Regions from separate parts of the Mus musculus genome. Here regions 2 and 3 are each linked to region 1. Evidence: chromatin loops called from intact Hi-C (ENCODE). Cell type or tissue: gastrocnemius. All regions are shown on one strand.

Evidence for each region. A loop is a pair of places that touch in the nucleus more often than their neighbours do. Peaks named below come from ENCODE experiments on the same cell type or tissue, not always from the same donor. Only the 100,000 strongest peaks of a DNase experiment are listed, where the experiment ranks them.
Region 2: it touches region 1 in a loop (4-fold over the local background); 3 of 42 quality-filtered maps call a loop at or near these places.
Region 3: it touches region 1 in a loop (3-fold over the local background); 11 of 42 quality-filtered maps call a loop at or near these places.

The regions. Positions count from the first base shown.
Region 1 is chr7:115,212,758-115,220,757 of GRCm38, forward strand. No RefSeq gene overlaps it. Among named protein-coding and RNA genes, the nearest start is that of Gm34282, 84 kb to the left of the region's middle. In gastrocnemius, a CTCF peak has its summit at 4,173 (motif pointing right); DNase peaks (open chromatin) are centred at 4,261, 4,751, 5,170 and 5,992; H3K4me3 peaks cover 652 bases; H3K27ac peaks cover 2,131 bases.
Region 2 is chr7:114,871,078-114,879,077 of GRCm38, forward strand. No RefSeq gene overlaps it. Among named protein-coding and RNA genes, the nearest start is that of Gm24982, 43 kb to the left of the region's middle. In gastrocnemius, a CTCF peak has its summit at 3,133; a DNase peak (open chromatin) is centred at 3,249; H3K4me3 peaks cover 556 bases; H3K27ac peaks cover 2,382 bases.
Region 3 is chr7:114,919,218-114,927,217 of GRCm38, forward strand. It overlaps the pseudogene Rps4l-ps. Among named protein-coding and RNA genes, the nearest start is that of A730082K24Rik, 25 kb to the right of the region's middle. In gastrocnemius, a CTCF peak has its summit at 3,146 (motif pointing right); a DNase peak (open chromatin) is centred at 3,166; H3K27ac peaks cover 2,493 bases.

The DNA.
Region 1 (8,000 bases):
TTATCTGTTTATTGCATCTGTAGACATTTGCTGGTGTACTAGTGAAGTATGTCACATTCAGGGAAGTAGGGAATTCAGAAGGGATAAGTGAGACAGAGAGAAAGAAACAAACAAAAAAAGGAACAGAGAGGGAAAAATTGAAAAGAAAGAAAGAAAAAGAAAGGAGAGAGAGAGAGAATGGCTGGAAGGGCAAGAAAGAATGACTACAGTGTGTGTGTGTGTGTGTGTGTGTGTGTGTGTGTGTGTGTGAGAGAGAGAGAGAGAGAGAGAGAGAGAGAGAGACCTTATGTCAGAGGTCCAAGATCCAAGGTCAGAGTACTGGGCAGTGGCAAGGCCTGCAGCAAGCCCTCGCAGATCACTACCCAGAGGACCGACCTGGAAGCTTTGTAAGTCTCTTTGACATTCTCCATTTGCCTTATGGCTGCTAGAAGCAAAAGTGGAGTAGATGCCTCTAGGGACAGTCACATCACAGAGAGCCTCCATCTCTCTTCCCAAGCTGCTCTCTGAAAAATACCCTCACATGGCTTTAGGACCTTCAGTGTGCCAGGCAGGAAGTGGGGGAGACCCATCAAGCAGAGCCGCTGTTGTGTCTCGTCATGTGATTAGACCCACAAGAGGCACTGAACTGAGTGCCTTCCACACCAGAGCTGTGACACAGATGAGTCACCTCACCTCTTCAGCTGCCTGGCTCCTCATCTGGTGGGTGGGAGCAATAGTCCTTCTTGACCCCGTTTTGGCAGATTGCATTTAGAACACCTATCAAACAGTACAAATCCGGTGATGTTTAATTTCATGCAGATGTTTATGGGGGGGCATCAAAATCAAAAGAATCATGGGGGGGGGCTGATCTTAGAATGAAGATGTTGGAGAAGCTTAAGAGAGGATGACTAATGTGAATTCTTGGCTGATAATCGAAGGGAATGGGTCCGAGTTTAAGAAAAGTAGATTGTTTCATTCATTCATCATCTATTCATTAATTCAGTTATATGAGTGTCTCCTAAGTGCCAGGTCTAGGGATGCAGAGGTGTTAGAAGCATAATCCACCCTGGTTCACACAGAGCATGCAGTCCTCAGAAAATTAGACACTGCACAGATGCGCATAGAACATAAACGTGTAACTACACACTGTGAGGTGTTTGTTCTATGAGACAGAGAAAAATAGTCTATAACCCTGGAACACGGAACTGAGCAGTGTGGAGGGGGTGTCCTTGCTTCGCCCTTGCTCCTTCTCTCCACTCATCACCTGCCATCCAAAGTCTGACATCTCTGCTCCAAGCTGATTGGTGGTGCCGGGAAGGAGCAGGACCCTCAGAATGCACAGATTGTCCATAATCCATGAGCATCCATGGTATCCCTCAGGTACCTTCATAGCCATCCTCACTGCAGCCTTCTCTGATGGCTCTCTGCTCATTGTGACCACTGCACTTACAGACTGTGAACGTTTTCAGTACAGGATACTGGTTTGTCCAAGATGAGGCTGGCCCTATGGCTGCTTGAGAGTTCAGGACTCTACGGAAAATCAAAGGTCCTTGTAGTAAACTCCGAAGGCCACGGCCCTACCTTATCTCTTGCTGGTGTCCTTTCCTCACCAAGCTTGGTCCATTTGGGTTTTCCCATGTTCTCCAGGCGGATCAAGATCTTCCCTGTTTTTTGGGCTATACGTCAGCTCTGGCTGATGTTGGCGACCCTCTTCTTTGCCTTCTTCACTTCATAACTCTCCATCTCTCCCTTTCTCTTTCTTTTCTTTTTTCCTGTCTCTTCTTCCCATGTCTTGTCTCACCTTATTTTAGTCTTTCCCACTTCTTTGTTTGTTTAGTTACTCTGCTGGTTAGGGTTCTTTTTTAAAGAACTAAATATAACACAGTGAGTTTCATTATGACATTTTTATATGTGTATGTCTTATCTTGTCCCCAAATTCCTATCTCACTTCATGCAACTAACTCCTACCTACCTTCATGCCTCTGTGTGTGTGTGAGTGTGTGTGTGTGTATGTGTGTGTGTGTGTGTGTGTGTGTGTGTGTGTGTGTGTGTGTAAACTAATGAGTTTAATTAGGGTTGCTTACAGGAGCATGGGTTTGAGCAGTTATTTTACAGGCGCTTGGGCACTTACCAGTGACTACACCACGGAAGAAAAAGATATCTCTCTCCTCCAGCAACTGCTAATCTTTGAGACAAGGTCTTGCCATGTAGCTCAGCTTGACTATAAACTCCAGATTCTCTTGGCCTCCATATTGCTGTTATTAACAGAGCACATCACTACCTGGTCCAGTTTGTTTTTCTTTCATCTTTTGTTTTTTATAATCAGGTCTATTGAACTGTACTTTGCATGCAATACCATCCCCTCCCTCTGAGAATGCAGACCTCTGGGCTTTGACTTGTATGTGCACACATTCAGCAAGACTGAGATCATGTGCCTGTTCCCCTTCATAGCTAGGCTCCTCCGTATACCCCAGGAAGCCACCATTTACCTCTTTCATACTTCAAGTTTGCATCAGACCACCTTCGACACAGACACCTCTCATTCAGAGCCCTATGCTGGCCCCATCTGCAGAAGGCCCACCCCACACCCCATACTTCTTTCAGATACCTTGGATATTCTTGCTTTAATATTCACTTCATCTGTACATCTATTTGTTGGGGTTGTTTTGGAAACAGAATCTCACTCACTGTATAGCCCCTTGCATTCTCTACATGGCCTTGAATTTTTAATGTAGACCAGCCTGGCCTCCAACTTCCTACAACCCTCTGCCTCTGCCTCCCAAGTGCAGAAATTGTAGGAATGTGGCCCCATGCCTGACTCATTTGTTCTGTCTTCATTTAACCCTATAAACTCTGTGAATGAAAGGTCTCAGTCTTCAGTTTCAGTCTTCAGTTCCACCCTTTTAACCCCAGAGCATTGTGTGTAGAACATTTATTGAATGGATAGACAGATAGATGGATGGATAGGTAGATAGGTAGGTAGGTAGGTAGGTAGGTAGGTAGATAGATAGATAGATAGATAGATAGATAGATAGATAGATAGATAGATACATGGTACTACTTTCTCCTGTGCAAGTAGCTATGATTGATAGCGTGACTGATTCTGAAATGATTTTAGCACTTAGGGAGCTAAAAGATGAAGGGAAATCTTGTGATAGTATGCAGATAATTGGAGCCTTGAATAATCCCTTACTATGCACTTGTAAAGCATCTACTGAATGCCAGGCTCGTTCCTGGTCCTTCGTATATCGTCATTCATTTCATACTATGACCAACTGTATGGAAAGCATGGTCGTTTTAGATTTAAAGATGAATAATATTGAGTATTTTTTTAAAAAAAAAAAGGGTTAAATAACTTCTGGCCAGCCAGAGTGCAATCAGATGCAGTAGTAATTTCAAGCTGAAGTTTTATCTGGTTCCAGAAAGAGAGACCTAAGAGAAAGACCATGAGGAAAGAGAGAAGAGAAGGGCCACGGGGAAAGAAGGTAGAGAGACTACGTGGAGAAACCCTGAGACAGTGTGTCCAGAAGAAGTCCTGATGAGCAGGTCACTGAGGGATTCACCATCAGTTCACCAGGAGAGAACAGACATAGGCAATGCTCGGACCAGAGCAAGATGGTGAGACTCAGCTTGAAGGTAAAGGGCCCTGGGGCTGAGCAACAGATAGCTTAGACTGTTAGAATAGATGAATACCTGCCAAGTCACAGAGGTTAAAGCTTGGTAATCAACTTAATAGATCTTTGTGTCAATTATTTGGGAAGTAGGACAAGAACACATACGACTTCAACTTTTAAATTACTACTACAGACAGGACTTCGGGCCCAAACAACACGTGTAATAGTTAAGACAAAGTAACATTAGGGCAAGTAAAAGAGAAAAAGGTTGAAGGCATGCCCTGGTCAGGGAGGTCAGACTCCAGCACAGATTAAGGTCTAACCAGGAGAATCAGAAATGGGAACATTCACTGTAAATTTTACATCTGATCCTTTCTGAGGAACCTTTTAACCCCAGGGGAAACCTTTTCAGACCTCCCAGGTGTCACCCAAGTAAGATATAGCACAAGGGTTCAAGAGGTCTGGTAGAATTGTTCCCACACAACGCAGTTCCGGAACACTCTGGAAACTGAGGCTTTAAGCAGATGCACCCAGAGTCGCTGCTCTGGCTCCCCAAGGACACTTCCAAGAGGCTTGCAGTTCTCATCTATGGACAGTAGGTGGCAGTAGGTCGTGAGAAATGTGGGTTCTCCTGGGCCCTGGCTATGGAGACCTAGCCTGCAGAAAAACGCGGCTGGGCTTGAGTTGCGCCTGGGAGCACACCCCCCGGGGGGGGGGGGGGGGGAGTGGGCCGCACTGCCCAGGTCAGCGAGGATCTTGCGGGTGGGGGCTCCATTGGCTCCTGCAGCGTTGTAGTCATGGGGAGTTCCCAAAGAGCGCCCAACCCATCCTGCCTCCCCCATCAGACCTTGTGCCAGGCGTGGATTCCCCTGCCTGGGCAGACAACCTGGTTTTGTTGTTGTTTGGTGGGAGAGGGGAGCGCGGAGGGAGCACAAAAGTTTACTTTTTATTTTCTAAGCTAAAGAATAAACCTCTGTTCAGGGGGACATGGCTGTATCCATATAGCTCACGTCTGGCTGCACAGAAGTGAGGTGTGCTTTTTCCTTCCCGTGGTACCAATGCCTGATGGGGTTCCCTGGGGGAGACACCTGTTTTATCCAGACCTCTGGTCTGCACTTACAACAAGGATCTCATGGCGCTGTTGTCTTGACCTTAGTAGCAGCCAGCTTTGCACCACTTGGATGCAGTATGTCCCAGCAGGGCAGTGGCTGAGAAGCTGCAAATATGATTCTCTCAGGACCTGGCCTCTTGGCTCTACCAGGACCTGGGCATTAGCCTACCCAGGCTGGATCTAGACCTCTGAATACTCTTTCATTTAACACCTGCACAAATCCTGCCATCCTCCCTTCCACCCCTCCCACATTGAAAGAGTCTCTCTCTCTCTCTCTCTCTCTCTCTCTCTCTCTCTCTCTCTCTCTCTCTCTCTCTCTCTCTCCTGGCAAACTCTTACAGTTGCCATAAGGCAAGTGGAGACTGAACACGGAGATCTCTGGGTGAGTATTTGTTAAAGGTTACAGAGCCAGTAGTCCAGTGCCTGACCTCAAACCCCAGGCTTCAAGGCATCCTTCACCTCCCACCCCTCTGCCTGCCAACAACAGGGCTGCTTCCGGGGCTCCCGGGCCAGGCCAGCCAAGGAAGCACAGACAGCCCCAGTGCATCTTTCTCTCTCGATCAGTGGGCAAATTAATTCACGCTATCTTTACATTATGTATAATGCTGCATGATTTTATTTTGCTTCATTCCCGAAATCTTTTACAGTAATTAGTAGCCGAGTAAAATATAAAAATTAATGCAATATAACACTTTAATGGTAATAATACACCATCCTGTCTAATTAATAAAATCTGTTGTTTCCAAGCACGGTTATTTATTTGACAAATTGATGGCACACATCCTGTTCATATCCCCTTTCCCGGCTCCCATCCTTTCAGTTTATTGAATAAAATTGTATCAGGAAAATAAACAGATTGTCTTCTGACCTGACAAGCGAGTGAGGAAAAACCCCTCACTCACACAGCCCTAATTGTTCTCAACAATATTCGCTAACATGCATCAAGAGGGCTTGGAAATGAAGCCTCATTTCCTAGCTCCTGTATTTTTTCCATTTAATTTAAATCTTTATAATTGTGTCTTCTTATTTTTTAGGGACTGGGGACCTAGCGAGTTTGAGGGGTGAGCTTTGTCCCTGTGGGCTGTCATTCTGATGGCCTTAACAAGCAGGGATGGTTCCCACTCTGCATAGAGATCAGAGTGGAGAGCTAGGCTCTTCTGAGCCCTGGTGGAGCACACTGAAGTCACCTCCAATGTGGCAGAAGAGGACCAGATAGGGAGCCGGGGACAGTCATATTGGAGGACTGTCATTAGGGATTAAAAGGGACATGGAAGGAGGGGTTCGGGCAGGATTCTGAGGCTTGGTGACGTCTGCTGGTGGGAGTGGAGCAGGGAACAATGTCCAGCCCGAGCGAGCATGTGCCGTTGGAACAGAGTGCTGATCTAATTACAGAGCCACTCTGTGCTCCCTCTCTCATGTAAGACAGGACGTTTATATGCTAAGTGTGAAAACATGAAAGCCTTAAGCTATAAATAGAACGGCAGAGATGGAGGGAGACGCACACAGAGGAAGAGAAGGCAGAAAGAGGAAGTAAAGGAGAGACTTGCCCCTTGCAGGTTAATTTCTAGCGTTTTTCCCTGAAAGAAAAATGATGTGCTGTGGTTGGTGTTCAGGAAGAGCCCCCGTCACCAGCTTTTAAGCTACATTTACTGCAAGAGAAAAGGCCCCCAAGTGCACACACGTGAGGACTCATCCGCTCTGGTGAAGTGACTTCTACACCAGAGAGACATCCACACAGAGACACAGAGTGCAGCCATGTGTGAGCGTGACTATGGAGTCCACACCACTGAATCAACACAGTCCCGCCCTGTCTAGGATGCCTAGAACATTGTACTGGGCCACCACAGTAACAACGTCTTTCCCTGAGGTCTGTGCGGGAGTCTGGGGGTGCTGGCCCTTCCTTGTCATTTCTCCTGATCGGCCTCTTCACCTTCACCACTATTGTATGCCAATGCCTTATCTTAATAATTCTTACCATAATGATCAAAAGCTTAAATAAGATTTATCCACGCAGAGGTCACTGATACCTTCTGACTAACACCCAGGTACACAGAAGGTGATCAATAAATGCCATGGGAACCAGCACCTTCTACTTTGGCTGCCGACGAAGTATTTCATGGCATAGGTTACCATCCCTGCCCATTTCATGAAGCAGGCCCAATCTCCTTCTAAATGGAAACAGTGGGATGTTCAGTGGAAAAAAAATGGTATTTGTTGAACTATTTTGGACATTCCAAAATTGTTTAGCTTAAAGACATTTCATTGAAACCTCAGTAATAAGTCAAAGAGAAAGGCCTAATCGTTACCACCAGTGTCATAGATGCAGTATAATTTCCAAAACCCTATGTAGTTGGCTTAAAATTTTATAAAGTGTATAAAATGACTGGGGTTTGAACCCACATCTGTCTAGATTGGGACTCCTCAAAGCCATGCTGTAGTTCCAGCTGGGGTGCTAACAATGTCTCCTTGGGGTGGCATTTCTGTAACTCTGCCTTCTCAGCTGTAAATATCCGAGGCTCTGCTGCTGGGTTTACACAGCTCCACATGGCACTGTGCGTAGGTCAGGAGGGTAATCCAGTCTACCTTGTCTCTTTGTTCTTTCGTTTGTCACTCCCCAAGCTATCATCTGACAGACAACTCTTTTGGCTGGGGCTGCATCAAGGGAGTGACAGCTGGGGTTCCAAGATCCATTTTACTTTTTGCAGAATAAGGAAATCCTCAACTACTGGTAATGGGGAAGGCAGCTAAGGCATGAGAGGTCTGTACAGTGACTGGTCCGAGACTGGCTTGAAGGCTAGAAGGCAGGGAGAAAGAGACAGTGGAATTCTGGATCGCTACAGGGACCCATCCCACCTAGCCCTGCCACAGAGATGAGAGCAATATTCCAGGGGACACTGAATGTCCTGAGGACCTGCTCAGTGTCATTGATCAATATGTTTTATGATGGATCTAATTAAGCTCCCTAACGAGGGATCAGGAGATAACAATTTATACTGGAGCCATCAGTCATTAAAATGCTATTTCAGGAGATGACATCGTTCCAGCCTTAATTAGTCGGGTTCGCGTGACTGGAATCCCTTGGGAGCAGAGATGCCCCTTGTCATTTGCTCATCACCTCTGTGCGAAGGGGTCTCAAAGGGGCTCTGAGAGCCACATGCCTTCTTCAGCATCGTGTTCCTTACTCTGCTGAGCTTCCTGAACAGGTTAGGCAGGTGGTCATTGGTGAGAAAGCCGCTTCTAAAGGCCTGGGTCCAGACTCAAGCTCATGTCTGAGTTAGGTCCTGCAGAGGACCCGA
Region 2 (8,000 bases), 340 kb before region 1:
TAAGCCCTTGCCCCAAAGAACTCAAGGCACTGAAGCTCAGAAGTAGTGTTTATGAAACCAAAACCATAATGACATCATGGTCAGGTATAGGTCAGAGGGACTGTGTAGTATTTGTTTTGGTTACATATCCAACCTATATTTTGGTTATGTGTCTGGGCCATGGTCGGAGCTACACGCACAAAAAAAAAAAACCCCACTGTCTTGTAAAAGAAATCCAAACAAAATACAAATAAAAGACCTTTTTTGAAAATATACAGTACAAAGCAACCACATAGTGCCACTTAGAACTTGGGTCTCAGCGCATCATGACTGCTTTCCAACTTCTCTAGCTTAATATTAATGACAATAAATATGTTTATCTGGAGTTCAGAGAGGAGTGATGGAGACAAGATGGTGGCATTTATTGGAGTTAACCAGATGAGGTTCAATCATGGGTCCACTACTAACACTGGCCTGCTTTGCTTCATTACTGAACTTGACCATATATGTAGGTCAGGGTTCTCTGGTGATGTAAGACCCTCCTTGGGGCTGGGGCCTTGTCTCTTGTATCTTTCTGCCCTTACCAGCCCAGTACCAGGTCTATGAGTTGTCCGATAGCACTTATTGAACAAAGTTCAGAAAGCCTCCTTATTTTTGGCAGCTGATGCTGTTGATAGCTAGGATATCTACTCTGCTTTGTCCCACCTCACCAAGTACCTTTGGCCTGGGGTTCTGACAAACAAGACTCAAGGGGACAGATTTCTAAGAAAAGCTGACTTCTCTATCAGCGGTTACTTGCCAGCTAGTGGAATGTCATGCGAGACAGATTGCAGACGCTTCGCCTCCATGACCATCAGAATCAGAAATGCTTGCCTGCCAATCAGCATTACGGTGAGGAGCTGTGACATGACAGTTGTCTGACTTGTGTTAATATGTTCTAATCTTGCAAACTAATTTTCTTCCCCCACTTGGCCATCCCAGCATTGTGTTTGCTCTGCCAGGGCTGGCACTGTCCATCAATCTTAGTTAGTGGCCCGCTCCCTCTATCTTACAGCTGAGAATATCTGTGGTCCCGTGATGCGCCTCAAACCTGCCCTACAAAGCTTCCTCTGCAATCAGCCCTGTGAGAATGCGTTCATCTGGTTTCAAATAAAGATGCATGCCCTTGTCTACGAGAGCTGACAAGATGGCCATTGTTGTCTGGAAATGGTTTTCAGAACGGCTTTTGCAGGAGACAGGGAGGCCCCATGACATAAGAAAATCACTGCGGTCCTAGTTATTTAGGAATCAGTGATATGTTACATTGCTGAAGTCAATCTCACCGAGCTCTCTTTAGGCTTGCCTTTCCTATGCGGATGGGGTGGGAAATGTCGAGGCTGAATCCTTTCCAAGCCATTTCTTGTCTCTGACATTTGACTGGTTCAATCTATCCTTCTACAACTGTTGACTCCCTAATAGCAAGTCTTTTGTCTCTCTGTGAGTCGCTATTTTTAACACTTCGGAGGATACAGGACTTACAAATCTGCAATGTTTTGATAAAAGCTGTAACTATTATCTTCCTAGAAAAACACGCACTCACAGAACGTATACTCACTTATGTTTTGTTTAGAAGCCCTAAAGCCCACTTGTGCTCTGGAATGAAAAGCTCATTTGGACTTGTATTTTTGTTGTAAGCTGTCTTAAATACAGCTGATTTTGGATTTATCTTAACTTTTTTGTCTTTGAAATAGTGAAAAACTGATAAAGATATAAAGAAAAGTCCAGTGGGTATGGATAGCCATGGATCCTGCAGCTGAATTGTTACTGTCCATTAGGCCTCCTCTCCTTCTTCCTCCCTCTCCTTCCTGTTTTTCATCTTCCCAAACTTCTCTTGTTTTTCCCTTCTTCCTCCTTCCTTGCTTCCTTCCTTTTTCTTCCCTTCCTTTCCTTTTTCTTTCCTTCCTTTCCTTTTTCTCTCCTTCCTTTCCTTTTTCTCTCCTTCCTTCCTTCCTTCCTTCCTTCCTTCCTTCCTTCCTTCCTTCCTTCCTTCCTTCCTTCCTTCCTTCCTCCTCCCTCCCTCCCTCCCTCCCTCCCTCCCTCCCTCCCTCCCTCCCTCCCTCCTTTCCTTCCTTCCTTCCTTCCTTCCTTCCTTCCTTCCTTCCTTCCTGCCTTCCTTCCTTCCTTTCTTCCTTCCTCCCTTCCTCCCTTCCTTCCTATGTCCATCAGTCCTCATTTTGAAACATTTAAAGATAAATTGCAGGGATCACTGAAGTACAGGTGGGCTATGATTTAGCATAGATGCCTGCCATTGCAGAGTGCTCAGGGAAAGATGGTATTTATTTATTTATTTATTTATTTATTTATTTATTTATGAGATTGCCCTGGCTTTAGACACAACCTCTCCTCTTCTGTCTGTTATGGGATCGAGCTGTATGTGTGGATGACTCACACTTATGAAATGCTACTGCACACATTCCTTACAGGGGGCTGGATCCCTGGAGTTGCAGGAAGCCCAGATTTTTCCCTTTCATCCCTAGGGGAGGGTGGGGCCACAGCAAACATAATTGCAAACAGAAAGCAGAGCAGGCTGGGGCTGCTTTAGGAAACGAGATAAGGGATGTCAGAGAGGGAAAGGACAGCATATATCCTCTAGAGGTAAGGGCTTGGGGAAGACATGCCAGAAGGCATGATGAAAAGTAACATTTATTCAACCCTTTGAAGAAAGGGCACTTTGGGTATCCATGACAGTGTAACCAACTGGTATAAGCTGGCTTCAGCATGGTTTAAGTATAGCAATAAAGGATCAGTTCTCTTTTGGGTATTGCTTGTACATATCATCTGTCTCTCTGCTGGCTTGTCCCTAAATGACTCTATCGCAGTAGCTCTTTAAGCCTCTTGGGGGGTCTTCCTTGGAGGTTGTGGCTTTTTGAGTCTCTTGGAGCTGTTCTTTCATTTTGAAGATGAGACTTAGAGGTTCCCTCTGCTCACATGACATTTGGAGAAAGATCTGGGGGCTGGGTCATGTATATAACATAGCCTGGTCCCCCCCCCCCCCCGCCACCTCTATTCTGTAATTCAAGTAGAGTTTGACCTAGTTACCTTTGCTTAGCTCCATTTAGCCAGGCGCATCCCTAAGTTTTGAGAGCAAAACAGTACCTGTGATTTTCTTATGAGCCACAAGAGGGGGAAGTGTGAACACAAATGAAAAAGAAAATTAAAAAAAAAAAAAAAAAAAACCACTCAAAAAACCAACCTCGCTGGCGAAACCCAGCTGGCAAGTGAGCATGTTTTCCGAGGCTTCGTTCCTGCTGCCAGCCTGGCAGCTCCAATCTGTTGTGTGTCCCCACTCTCTCTCTCTCTCTCTCTCTCTCTCTTTTCTCTGCCACTGTTCTTTCTCTGCCCCTCTCTCACTTTGTCTCTCACTGTCCCTCTGGAATTTCTCTGGGAAAAAAAGATGCAAATTGTTCTGCTGTCTTTAGAACGAAAAATTAATGAACAATTCCTAGGTGGGGTGGTGGGGGACCAAGATCTGAGGGAGTTTTTTTTTTTTTTTTTTTTTTTTTTTTTAACTATAATCTCAAAGTCAGCCAATGAGGGAGTTTTAGAAGCTCCTTACTTTTTGTTCATAAAAACAAAGCAGAGAGGCCTCCTCATCCTCAGGTGAGACCTTGATCCTCCTTGCTGGCCTCTGAGGTGGCAATGGTTGCGCAATATCACCACCTTGCAGAGTAGTGAGCATAGGTACAGATATGTCCAAGGGTTAGGTCAACATCACACAGCTAGGGTTAGAGCTGACTTTGAACAGGGCACTCTGATTAGAACGCCTCTGCCCTTAAGCCCCTTTATTGTCACTGAATCATATCATCAGTGGATGTAAAGTGTTCAGGGGCAGGGAGGGCATGGTCCTGATGCAGACCCTAGTGAGCAACTCAGATCAGAGGTGTCCCACAGGTGTGGGAGCCAGTTTCAAGGGTAACTGTTGAGACAGGAAGCTGCTGCATGGAGGTGACAAAGGATGGAAATGGGTGACAAGAAGATCGGTGTACTTAAGGAGGGGAGTGCAAGTGGGCAACAAGACCACCCAGAGCAGTGGCCAGGCCAACAGCTCTCAACTCTTTGCAGGGATTTGGAACTTTCGTCTCTGGGACCTATCAAGTTTCTGAGGTTCTGCCTGGTCAGAGCTTTGCCAGGCAGTGGGGGGATCTCATGATTATTTGGGCACATGCTTTCTGGTTAGGCCATGGTCTGGGAAGTGGAATGACCTATGGTTATTTTCATTTGTGTTCCTTTCGCTTCTCCTCAGGCTGTCTAGGGAAAGGCTCCATGGCCTAGGCTGTGGGAACTGCCCTGTCCATCGATGATAGAATGCATTTCAATTAATTCCTCATGTGTCATTGCAGACCATGCAGAACTAACTTTTTCTTAGAGTTAACACTGTATTATCATGAACACAAAGCATATTACATATAGAGAATTTAGAAATTAAAGTCCAGAAAGACGGTCTTACAGCGAGCGTCTCACCGCCCTGAGATAGTCAGTGTTTACATTTTTTTCTTTTTTCTTTTCCTGATCCTTATTTCCCCCTTCTCCTCATCTTTGTTCACACTTTCTTTAATGGTCTCCACGGGAGTCCTTCCTGGAAGTGCTGTAAAGAAACACATGTCACAGTCCATTGTGAAGCAGTGTGGGAGCAACCCTCATTTCTAGCACATACATTTCAAGAGTCACTGTGTAGACTGATATGACTTCTGGGCCTTCTCTACAATGTGGGCATGGCTTGGGCAGAGAACACACTGTGCAGTATTCACACTTCATGATGCCATGGGAAAGGGAAGAGAATACCATGCCTATAGCCTAAGGTGGGCCAGGCACTAAGCAGGATACTGTTCTTGGTATTCCTTTGTTGAAGAAAGAGTTGAGTTCCTATGGAAGGTGTAGTGGTCAGCACTGGGGCAGGGGGGGGGGGGAGCATGTGTGACTCCTGATCTCAAGCGAAACAGTCTCAGCAGAAAGAATAACTGGAGACAAGAATGGACAAATTGGTCTAGCCTTAGGCAAGGGTAGGGGTTGTCAGGAAAAAATTGAGTTAAGGAAGGAGGATTGAATCGTATGGGGGACTTTTGGTATAGCATTGGAAATGTAAATGAGCTAAATACCTAATAAAAAATGGGGAAAAAAAGACTAAAGGGCAACCTGGAGTTGGGTGCCTGAAGAAGGTAAGCATAGAGCTGCTGAAGTAGTTGCTGAGGAGTGCTTGACACACTCATAGGTGAAAGATCAGAATGCAAAGATAGAATTGTGGAGGGACTACATGTAAAGTTAGGAGCCATGAGAAAAAACGAAGTGGTGTGTGCATGGGGCAGGGGGAACCGTATGATGACTATTGCATGCTTAACCTTGCATATGATAGCATACATGGACTGTTTCACTTATTTTTAGTTCAAGAACAGGGAAACTAATCTGTAGTGATGAAGTCAAGATAATACTTATCTCTGACATGAAGGACGAGAGGAGCCTTACGGGTATGGAAAAATAGGTACCTGCATGCAGTGTCTAGACAAGAGTTTTATATATTAGATGCTACCGAATCATACACTTCAATTAGGAGACACAGCATTATGTACTGAATACATTATCTGAATCAATGAAAAAATACTCTGCTATGTAATAATGCATAGTACGTAGTCCATGGGCTGATGCTGCCCTGTAATCTGTAAGCAGCAGGCAGGGGGATAAGTTGCTTTCTCCAGAATACTCATTTATTCTTTAGTAGGAAGTTTTGCTACAACATGCCAGTTGAATTAAACATGCACTTAGTGACATCTCGTTAGCCCAGGAGGTAGATGATGGCAGCTTAGATCCCAGGTCCTTATACTGTGGGCTATGTCTCATATGGGGCTGTCACACACTTGAATGCAAGTGTTAAAAATATTTGGCAATAGCAAAAGGTCTCTGAATGCTCAATGACCAAACGTTAATTCAAAATCAAATGTGTAACGAATCCAAGGTGTTTCTAACAGTGATCGCCTGTGTAATGTTGTGCCTTGGGTCTAAGAACACAGCATATACACTTAGCACTGAGCTGGTTGTCACAGCATCCAATGTCAATGAGAGCTGCCCCAAACACCTCAGCTCAGACTTGAGACTCATGCATTTTATACACTGAGAAGCCTTCACTCTACATACAAAGTTTTCTAGTAAAACCATAATGGTCTAAATGCAGAAAACAAAGTCTTTTAATATTTTTCTGCCATTATTCCTTAGAATATAATTATTAAATTAGTATGCATTGTGGCTGCATTATATTTAACTGCTTTAATTTTAAAGGTGCTGATTGAATTGCTGATTTGAATTTCATTTTTTAAAAATGTCATTCAGGGGGCTTTGGCTTGGGATTTGGGCAGAATTTCTGGTGATTTTGAATGGAACTCACCACCCTTTGGCCATTTTGAACCACACATTTCTGCACAGAAGTGTCCTTAGCATTGATTATAAGATCAAAATATCTAACACCCTTAAAAAGCATTAGAAATGATCTAAATTTTGTGATATCAAATATTAAGCCCTGGCTTAATCTCTCTATAAAATAAACAAAGCACACCCATCTCATTAGGATATGGATTTATTGCCATCTTTAATTGATAGTAAAATTATATGTATATCAAGCAATTGTTTTTAAGTGAATTTCTTTATGATTTGTGACATATGTATTTTACACCTATGGCCACATAAGAATGTCTTTCACAAACAGGAGTAATAAGTATTAAATGTGTAAGGAGTCTAAGCTTACACTATGGGGAGAGGGTAAGGAGCGAGGGTTGCAGATAATGGAGAGATGTGCAAGGTTTTACTTTGTGGGGTTTTCAGACCTTAAAAATGAAGAGGGCTGGAGAGACAGCCCAGCAGTTAACAACACTTGCTGCTCTTGGGACCAGACTTTAGTTCCCAGCACCCAAGTGAGGATTCTCACAACAGCCTGTAACTCTAGTTCCAGGAGATCTGACTTCTTCTCCTGACTCCCAAAGGTACCTTCACACACACACACACACACACACACACACACTTAAAAATAATTTATAAACAAAATATTATACATTTTTCTTAAAAAAGAAATCAAATATATATACAAGACTCTTTTCTTTTTCATTGTAATAAATATCCCCTGGCCTTAGCCTTTCTGTGGCTTTTTTAACACATGGCTGTTCACCCATCCTGTATTGAGGTAATGTTGGATATAGGTGATTTTGTCTTCTCTTTTGTAAATGATGTTATAATAGAACTTCTTGCAAGTGCATACTTGCATATTTTGATTCTTTCCTTTCATTAAATCCACATAAGTATAACTGACAACATTTTAGAACTTGTGGATACTTAAATAAGCAGTAGGTATTTTAAGCAAGAGGCAGCTGTAAGACTATTCTGTGGAAGATCACACAGGCTGCTAGATGTCAGCAGAGGTCAGAGAGAAAGCTGCTCTGAGAATCTCTATGTGAGAGATGGAGAAATCTTAGGAGCTGAAAGTCAGCAGGCTCACTAGTGATTTGACGTTGGTGACAGACCTGCATCCTGTGAATGTTTCAGAGTAATTATGTTAAGGAAGCAACACTCTTTCAAAATGGAGGCAGAGATTTAGCATCCAGTTATGTCCTCATCCCCCAATTCCCATGTTGAATTTCCCACCATTATACTATAGAATATGAGTGCAATTGGAGACAGATCTTGAAATCTAATTCAGCATGATGAGTGTCCTTGTAAGAAGAGGCATTTCAGACACTGGCAGCTACAGGGAGAAGACAGGACAAATGGTCATCTTGTGAGAGCCGCAATCAAGGCCCATTCGCGTCTAGTCAGGAGAATAGAATCTCTGACCTGAGTGAAAAGCTAACATTCCAGGTGTACTGGGTCCATTGCCTGGCCTAGGGACCACCCGTAAAGGAACTGTTTCACCTTAAGCCATGCTAAAGAAATAGGACAAATAATTATTCCTCTAGTGAAATACTAACTGTGACTTTCCAGAACTCTCTCCTCCCCAGTGAGGTCCT
Region 3 (8,000 bases), 290 kb before region 1:
GAGCTCTGTGGGTTTAGGGACCACTCTCATTTATGCTGGGACCTCTGGGAAGGTGGTGTTATGCTGGGACCTCTGGGAAGGTGGTGTATATGAAAACTCTACCAAGATCCACATGACCTATAATGTGGGACAAGAGCATTGAAGAATACCACAGAGATGATCTTCCGCCAATAAACACCTCTATGCTGACAAAGATTTTGGGGAGTTGAGAGTGGGATGGGAGGGCACTGAAGTAAAAGATTGAAATAGACCATGGAAATCAACTCAGATTTTGGGATTTCGCTTGGGCAACTCTTAGAGATCTGATGAAGTCATGGATGCTCAGTTCTGGCCTAGACCTTTTCAATCAGATGCAACCCACATGGCCTTTGATTTGTCCTCAGTGCTTATCTGCATCTGTTGCATGGACATCTGTATTACCAGAGGGCTCACTACCCACTGGCATACTGTTTTATTGATACACAATACTAGTTTAAAACTATCTTAATTTTGTTCAAAATTTGGCTTCTCAAATCTCCTACACATGAGATCTAGTTCTTTCCCAGGTACCTCTTTGTCCTCAGAGGTACCTGTTTGCTTGTGTACTGTGTTTAGCTCTACAGCCCTGGTTTGTCCTTGCCCTAAAGCTGTGGCTCTTTGGAGACACTATGTCCAGCTCCTGAAGGGCTCTTGTTTATAACGATCTAGAAAGTAACTTAAGTGGTTTTACAATGAAATATAACTGAACCCTCAGGGGCAACAGGAGCATATGGTGTGGTAAGAGGACCATCAATTCAAGGGATGCTGAATAAGCACTTACTTTGTGTGTCAGCTCTGCGGCTCAGAGCATGTGGGAGAGTTGAGCAGAAAATGACCAACTATGATTCCCAGGTGAAAATCCTACAAGATCACTTTGTAAAGGCAGAGTGGGGTGCAGGGAGCTTATCAAAGCCCAGAGACAACCCCTTCTGAACACAGCTGGCTGGTTGGCTGGTGTTTTAACTGACTTTGAGAGTAGCAGAAAGGAATTTGAGAATATAGGACTATAATTTGAAAGTGAAGGCATATCTGCTGTATTCAGGGAATTCTGATTTATCAAGATTTCCTCCCGTTGGTCTTCCCTCTTCTTGATGTTCTTGTGTTTTGCAAATTGTATCTTGGCCAGGGCCAAGAAGTGGGAGTGGGTGGGTAGGGAAACAGGGTGGGGGGAGGGTATAGGAAACTTTTGGGATAGCATTTGAAATGTATATAAAGAAAATATCTAATAAAAAAAGAATAAAAAAAGATTTCCTCAAATTTATGGTGAGTATATGTGTGCCTTCATTTCATATGTATGTATGGTAGGGGATCATGGACTTGTGGGTCTCCTGTCTCAGCCTCCCAAGTAGCTGGAGTGACAGGTCTATGCCACCAGGCTCAGCTTCAAATGCTGTTTTCACAAGGAAGAGAAAGACGTGGTTTTATTTTAATGTTTGATGTGGCATTCTGATTACCTCTTTGGCAAGGTTGTAATTGGGGCACTTGGGAACAGAAGCTAAGTAAATGAAGCTACAGACCTCAGAATTCTCCTTCCCTTCACTCTCCCCCTTCTCCCTTTCTTCCATTCATCTATACCTCCGGCTACCCACCCAATATTGATATGTACATGATAGAACTAAGCCTTTATTAATTTGCATGCTAGAATTAAATCATCATTGTGCTAGAATTAAGACTTTATAAGAAAGTAAAGGTGTTTTCTGTCTTCAAGGACAGTTATACTTGGGCTGGGAAACTGGAAAGGAATGGGAATGTGAAAAGATGACTTAGAATTGATTGATGCAGACCTCCATCACTGTCTGATTTCACAAGGATGGTGATGAAGAGGAAAGGGAGAAAGTGATCCTGGAAAGGGCAGTGTGAACTCTGCACCCAGTTATTTTACAGGCTACATTGTATGGTGCTATACCATAACATATGCTGGCCATGTGATCTTGGATCAATCTTCTTACCTAGGTCTCTTACTTATCCACACACTTTGGACTGGGTGATTTTTTTCTGGTATTTCACATACTATGATTCTATTATTCTATTCCTATGCATTAATCAAAATAAGCAAAGATCAGGAGCTAGTGAATTGTGGGCTGTTTGGAGCTTGGGAAGTAGGACTCTGTGAGGATGCAGGTGGAGAAGCAGTTGAGTAGGGACAAAGGTTGGAGTTGGGCTGTGGAGAGAGGCTGGAGATGTCAGAATGGCAGGACATACCGAGTTTCTCTGCACTTGAAGTGCCTCTCTGCTCCTGGCTCTCACCTGTGACACAAACAGAGTCCTTTGAAACCAATTACCACAGTTTTTTTTCACTCTTTCCTTGACTGTGTTTGGGCTCACATTGGGGCAGTCCTAGATTAGAAGAATGTGGACTGAAGAGTCTTTGCTCAAGCACATTGGCTGCTCTCCTCTATGTGCTGGCTGCCTTCCACTCTAGGCTAGGGCTTCATTTTTACCATTTGTACTTACATACAACTTGACAAAGAAGAGCCTCTAAGGTTATATATTTAAGGACTCTGGAAGACACAACACTCATTGACTCTTGAAGCCTAGAAGCTATTTAAAGTCATACCTTGGTGCCCCTCTGAATTCTTTCTAACATGGATCCTATCCATAACATTCACAGGAAGAATGAGTGAGTGAGTGAGTGAGTGAGTGAGTGACTGAATGACTGACTGACTGACTGAATTACTGAATGGATGAATGAATGAATGATTAGATTCAAAGATGTAGAGAAGACTAAGTCCAGGGTGGCCAGGTGACTGCCAGTCAGAGCTGGAGTTGTGTCTCAGAGTCACCCCTCTTAGTAGTAGTTATTTAAAATAGAGACAGTAATACATGCCCTGCAAAGCAGCAGGTGTGAGGATCAAAAGGAGACTGCAGATAAAGCTTCTAGAATGGTGCTGAGCACACAGTTTGCACCCAATATTTTTAGGCTCTGGCCTGGCCCAAAGTCTCCCAGAGTGTCAGTGACAATCCCCTGACCTTTGAGAAGGTTTACGACCATAGGCAGCCTGGTCTATCTAGGGCAACTCTGGACACAACCTCACTGCACAGAGAATGATGGATTGAATGACCCTGGACCCTTTCCAATCCCCTTTGGGTCTTGAAACCAAGGGTGTACTTCTGATCCTGACCATTGGGTGGCACCAGCCCATCATCTTAGGTAACTAGACAGTGGAAGGCTAGGCCCTCTTGGCTACCCAGCAGGGGAGTTGGAAAGGGGGCTGTGGGGCGGGATCAAGAGAGTGGGTGGGGGAAGGAGCAGCTTAGAGAGTCCAGGTGTTTGTGCCTCTGCTCGACTGTCTGGATGCTTTGTGTATGACTGAGGTGGGAGTGGGCTCTATAAACATGAGGTTCAGGAGGTGTGTGTGTGTGTGTGTGTGTGTGTGTGTGTGTGTGTGTGTGGTGTCTTTATTTCTCCCCTGTATATGTACAAGTAATCATTTGACCTAAATGAAATCATTTGCCCCAAGGATATTGATTTATGGCTGTGGGTAAAGTGAGTCGAGGGCACATGGGATTTTCAAGATGTTAAAGGTATTAAAATTTAATTGACCTCCTGATTTTATACATGGGACAAACTGAGGCCAGAATGGGATTCTAACTGGTCTGAGGACCCTGGTTCCCTGATCTTGTCTACCACAGTCTCTGCATTGAACAAGGAACTGGACCAACCAAACATGGTGAGTCACCTGGAGAAGAGAATCTGGACCAAAGTGGGACCCGGAACGCCTTGTTTAGCCTAAGCCACATGATCATCATGGCTTCTCTCCTTTGTATTTTATTCTTTCCATCTGGATTCTAGAGCTAGCTCACACTGGCGTTGCCATGCCTCAGAGGACAGCTGTCCTTGTTTCAGAGCCTATGATAGACAGGTGACAGCTGAAAACTGAAGTCTTGATTTCTGCTCTTTCTCCCCATGCCACTTTGTTGTTGTTACTGCTTCAGTTGTGTTCTCCTGGAAGGCATCAGTGTCTCCTCTGTGGCCAAGGCACCCAGCTCCTAGAGGGTGGGGGTGTAGCAGGCATTGTTTTCCCCTTTACTGAGTCCCTCCCAGGCACCTCTCTTCCTTTTAATAAAAACCACTAGGCATGCTTCAGATCTGCTGAAGGCAGCAAAGATCCATGCACAGAGCTGGCCTGCAGTTCATAAACATGACAAAGATCCTTTGCCACATTTCTTTGGTTGATTCTGTCCTAGGTACCAGGCTAGGTCATTAGAATAAAGTTCAGATTTCCTGGGCTTGTATGTAGGCTCCTCAGCTAAATTGTCCTATGACCTCCAATTAATGTCTTTAGTCTTTTTTTTTTTTTTTTTTTTTTAGTATAGAATACAGTTAGCTCATAATCAGCCACCAAACGCAGACGCTATTGCATACGTCAGCAAGATATTGCTGAAAGGACCCTGATATAGCTGTCTCTTGTGAGGCTAAGCCAGTGCCTGGCAAACACAGAAGTGGATGCTCACAGTCAGCTATTGGATGGAACACAGGACCCCCAGTGGAGAAGCTAGAGAAAGTACCCAAGGAGCTAAAGGAATCTGCAACCCTGTAGGTGGAACAACAATATGAACTAACCAGTACCCCCAGAGCTCATGTCTCTAGCTGCATATGTAGCAGAAGATAGCCTAGTTGGCCATCATTGAGAAGAGAGGCCCCTTGGTCTTACAAACTTTATATGCCCCAGTACAGGGGAAACACCAGGGCCAAGAAGTGGGAGTGGGTGTGTAGGACAGGGGAGGGTATAGGGGACTTTAGGGATAGCATTTGAAATGTAAATGAAGTAAATACCTAATAAAAAATTGAAAAAAAAAAGAATACAGTTTATTCAGGGCATGGGGAGGGGAGTTCAGAGTGTAGTAGAAGCAGAGAAAGGCAAAGAGAAGGAGAGAGTAGAGAAGTAGAGGCTGGCCATGACCACATAGAAAGAGGGGGCGAAGGGAATGGGGAAAGGGGAAGCAAGGGGCAAGAGGCAAGAGTATGAGAGTAAGAGAGGCAAGAGAAGCAAGGGCAATGTCTTTAGTCTTTAACCTTTCAGTATCGACTGAAACTGAGCTGAGCCTCGTGCTCCTATGGGGTCTATTGGGTTATTTAAGTGAATCGACACTTACAAAATATTCAAAATGAAGTCTCAATAGGTTACTTCTTTATTCTTAGAACAATGCTGTACCAAACTAGCAAAAGGTTGTTTCCAGCTTAAGGACAAGGAATGTGAGACTCTGAGAGGTGATGGCTAAAAATGAGTTGGAATGATAGCTGATTAGCAGTGGTCTCATTGGAGAACCCAAGTTACATTTAAACTCTATATCAGATGTCTAAAAATCCTTTATTGTCTCACCACCAAGTCTAGATATTGGGAGAGCTGCTCTAAAAAAATCCAACAAAAACAGAATCAATTATATTATGTATTTATATATAAATACCACATAGTTGGAGAGAGACTGAGAAAATGAGAAAACTTCAAAGAGTGGCTTCTTCCTAGACCTAGTGCCTCCGTCAAGCTCTGGGTCTTCCTAGGATACTGACAGAATACTGGAGGAGAAGAACCTTTCTCAGAAGTCCTCCCTGGTCTCCTGAAGCCCTGTACTCCCAGAAGGGAGTCTCTGACCTATCTTTGGTCAATTCAAACCCATCCCATATGGATAGTGGGGCCACATGAATTATGCTATGGATTCCTCAGCCCAGTTCCTACTCAGGGCCCCTTTGTAAGCTCTGTGCCAGTGTATTATTTGTTTTATATAAAATATAATTATGAGCACTCATTATGGCTGGGTGGTAGTAGTTAATATAGAAATTGTACAGTTAGTATGTTCAGTGTCAGGCCACTAATAAATGAACCTGGAAGCCAGCAGGTCACACCTGGCCCAGGAAGAGGCCTCTAGACAGCTTCATTTCAGCTAGCAAGATAAGGAGATGTTTTCTGGATGTCAGCTTCCTTGCATCTTCTCCCATGATTTCTCTATCCATGGAGAACCCCCTCCAATCCAGTCTGACAAAGAACATTCAGGACCTTCAGTCTGTCCATTCATAAAAACCATCACTTTGGATTTTCTGCTTTGACTTGGTGGATGGTGTCAACTCCTACTCTGCCCTCATCTATCTTGGGACACCTTTGGATTTACAAGTGACATTTATTGTGTCAGAGCATTGCCTTTTGGGCATCCAGAAAACCCAGACCATCTCAACTTGTGCAGAGACAGTTGGCCAGATGGGTGGCTAGCTGGAGTGGCCAACAGCAAGGCAGGTTGGGTCTTGAGGAGTGTCTGAGTGTGATAAACTACCCTGACCTAACTCAACTCAAGGGAGGAAGGGTCCATTCCGTTAAGAAGTCCAGGCTAAAGCTCATCATAGAGAAGTCAGGATGGAAGCTTGATACAGTCCGTCACATCCACAGAGCAGGGAGAGTGCATGCATACATGCATGGTGCTCAGTTTGATTTCTGCTTCTGCCCCTACCCCCACATTTTCACACAGTTCAGGGATAATCCCAGAGAGTGGCATGCTCATAATGGGTGGGATTTCCCATCTTGAATATTCAATCATGACAACGCTCCCATAGACGTGCCCACAGGTCGACATGATCTAGACAGTTCCTTAGACTCTCTTCCCTGGTGATTCTAGTTTGTCTCTTGATAACAATAGAAGCTAACCCTTCTCAGGGAGCCTTGCATCTGGGTGGAGGAAGGTAATCTGAGCTGCTGAACAGAAATCCTGAGATCAGAAACCAGTGCTCAACTGCTCAATAAGACGTCTAGCAGAAAGTGAACCAAGTCTCTTTGCTTAAGAGGATAATTTAATTCTTTCATCACATTGTAACAAATTAAGTGTGTGTGTGTGTGTGTGTGTGTGTGTGTGTGTGTGTGTCTGTGTGTGTGTGTGTGTGTGTGTGTGTGTGTGTATGTGTGTGTGTGTGTGACTGTGTGTGTGTGGTCACACATGCCATGGTGTGAGTGTAGAGGTCAGAAGATAGCTTGCAGGGACAGATTTTCTCTTACAACTGTGTAGATCCCAGGAATTGAACTCAGGTTCTCAGGTTTGGCCACAAGTATGTTAACACACTGAGTCATCCTACTTGCCCTCTATGTTTTCAATTATTTTGCTATCTACCATTCATTCTTCACTTTGTTGCTAAAGGGATCTCCTAGATTCTTAAGCCATGCTAACTTCCCCTCTTGTTTAAACCTCCCAATGACTCCCTCACTATCTATAAATATAATACACAATGAAAACACAAGCCCTTCATAGTGATATGAAAGGGACAGTCTCTCTCCTCCTCCTGTTCCCAGGCCATTATCACATTCTTATTATTTTCCATCACCATCCTGCACATTGGTCCTGCTAACTAGACATCCTCTATCTCTGGGAACACTGTCAAGCTTTTTCTTACCACAGGACCTTTGCACCCTCTTTCCTCTCATCATAAAATGCTATTCTCCCTGGTGGTCACGAGCCATTTTCCTGATTTTCGGCTGCCAGTTTGCACAAAAAAAAACTCTGGAAGTAATGTGAGTGCTGGTCATTTTGTTTTACAGTTGATTACAGGACCTTGGGATGGGATGTGATTGCCAGGATGCCTACCCAGAACACTGGTGGAAAATAGGAGTTTGCCACGATGTATTTGGGTTCCTTTTTTTTTTTTTAAGCTTGCTTCCTTTTTTAATTCAACATGCTGCTTAAAAAACTTTAAGTATAAACAAATGTAAACGCCTCTTCCCCGCAATGTCCCTCCGAGTCCATTTCACCCGCTCTGCTTGGCCGCCAGCCTCTTGTCTCTCTCTTCGGCAATGGTGAGGCGGATTCCTTTTCCCCGGGGAAGGGAGATCCACGGCTTTTTGCCCTTCCAGATCATGAAGATGTTGGAGAGGCGGGTAGCAAAGCCATTGCCGTTGGCATCTTTCATGTGGACCATGTCAAAGGAGTCGGGGTGGCGCTCGCGGTTGGTGATGACGCTGGTGCGACCCAGGTTGGCGCCTCCGGTTACCATGCCCAGGTTGCCG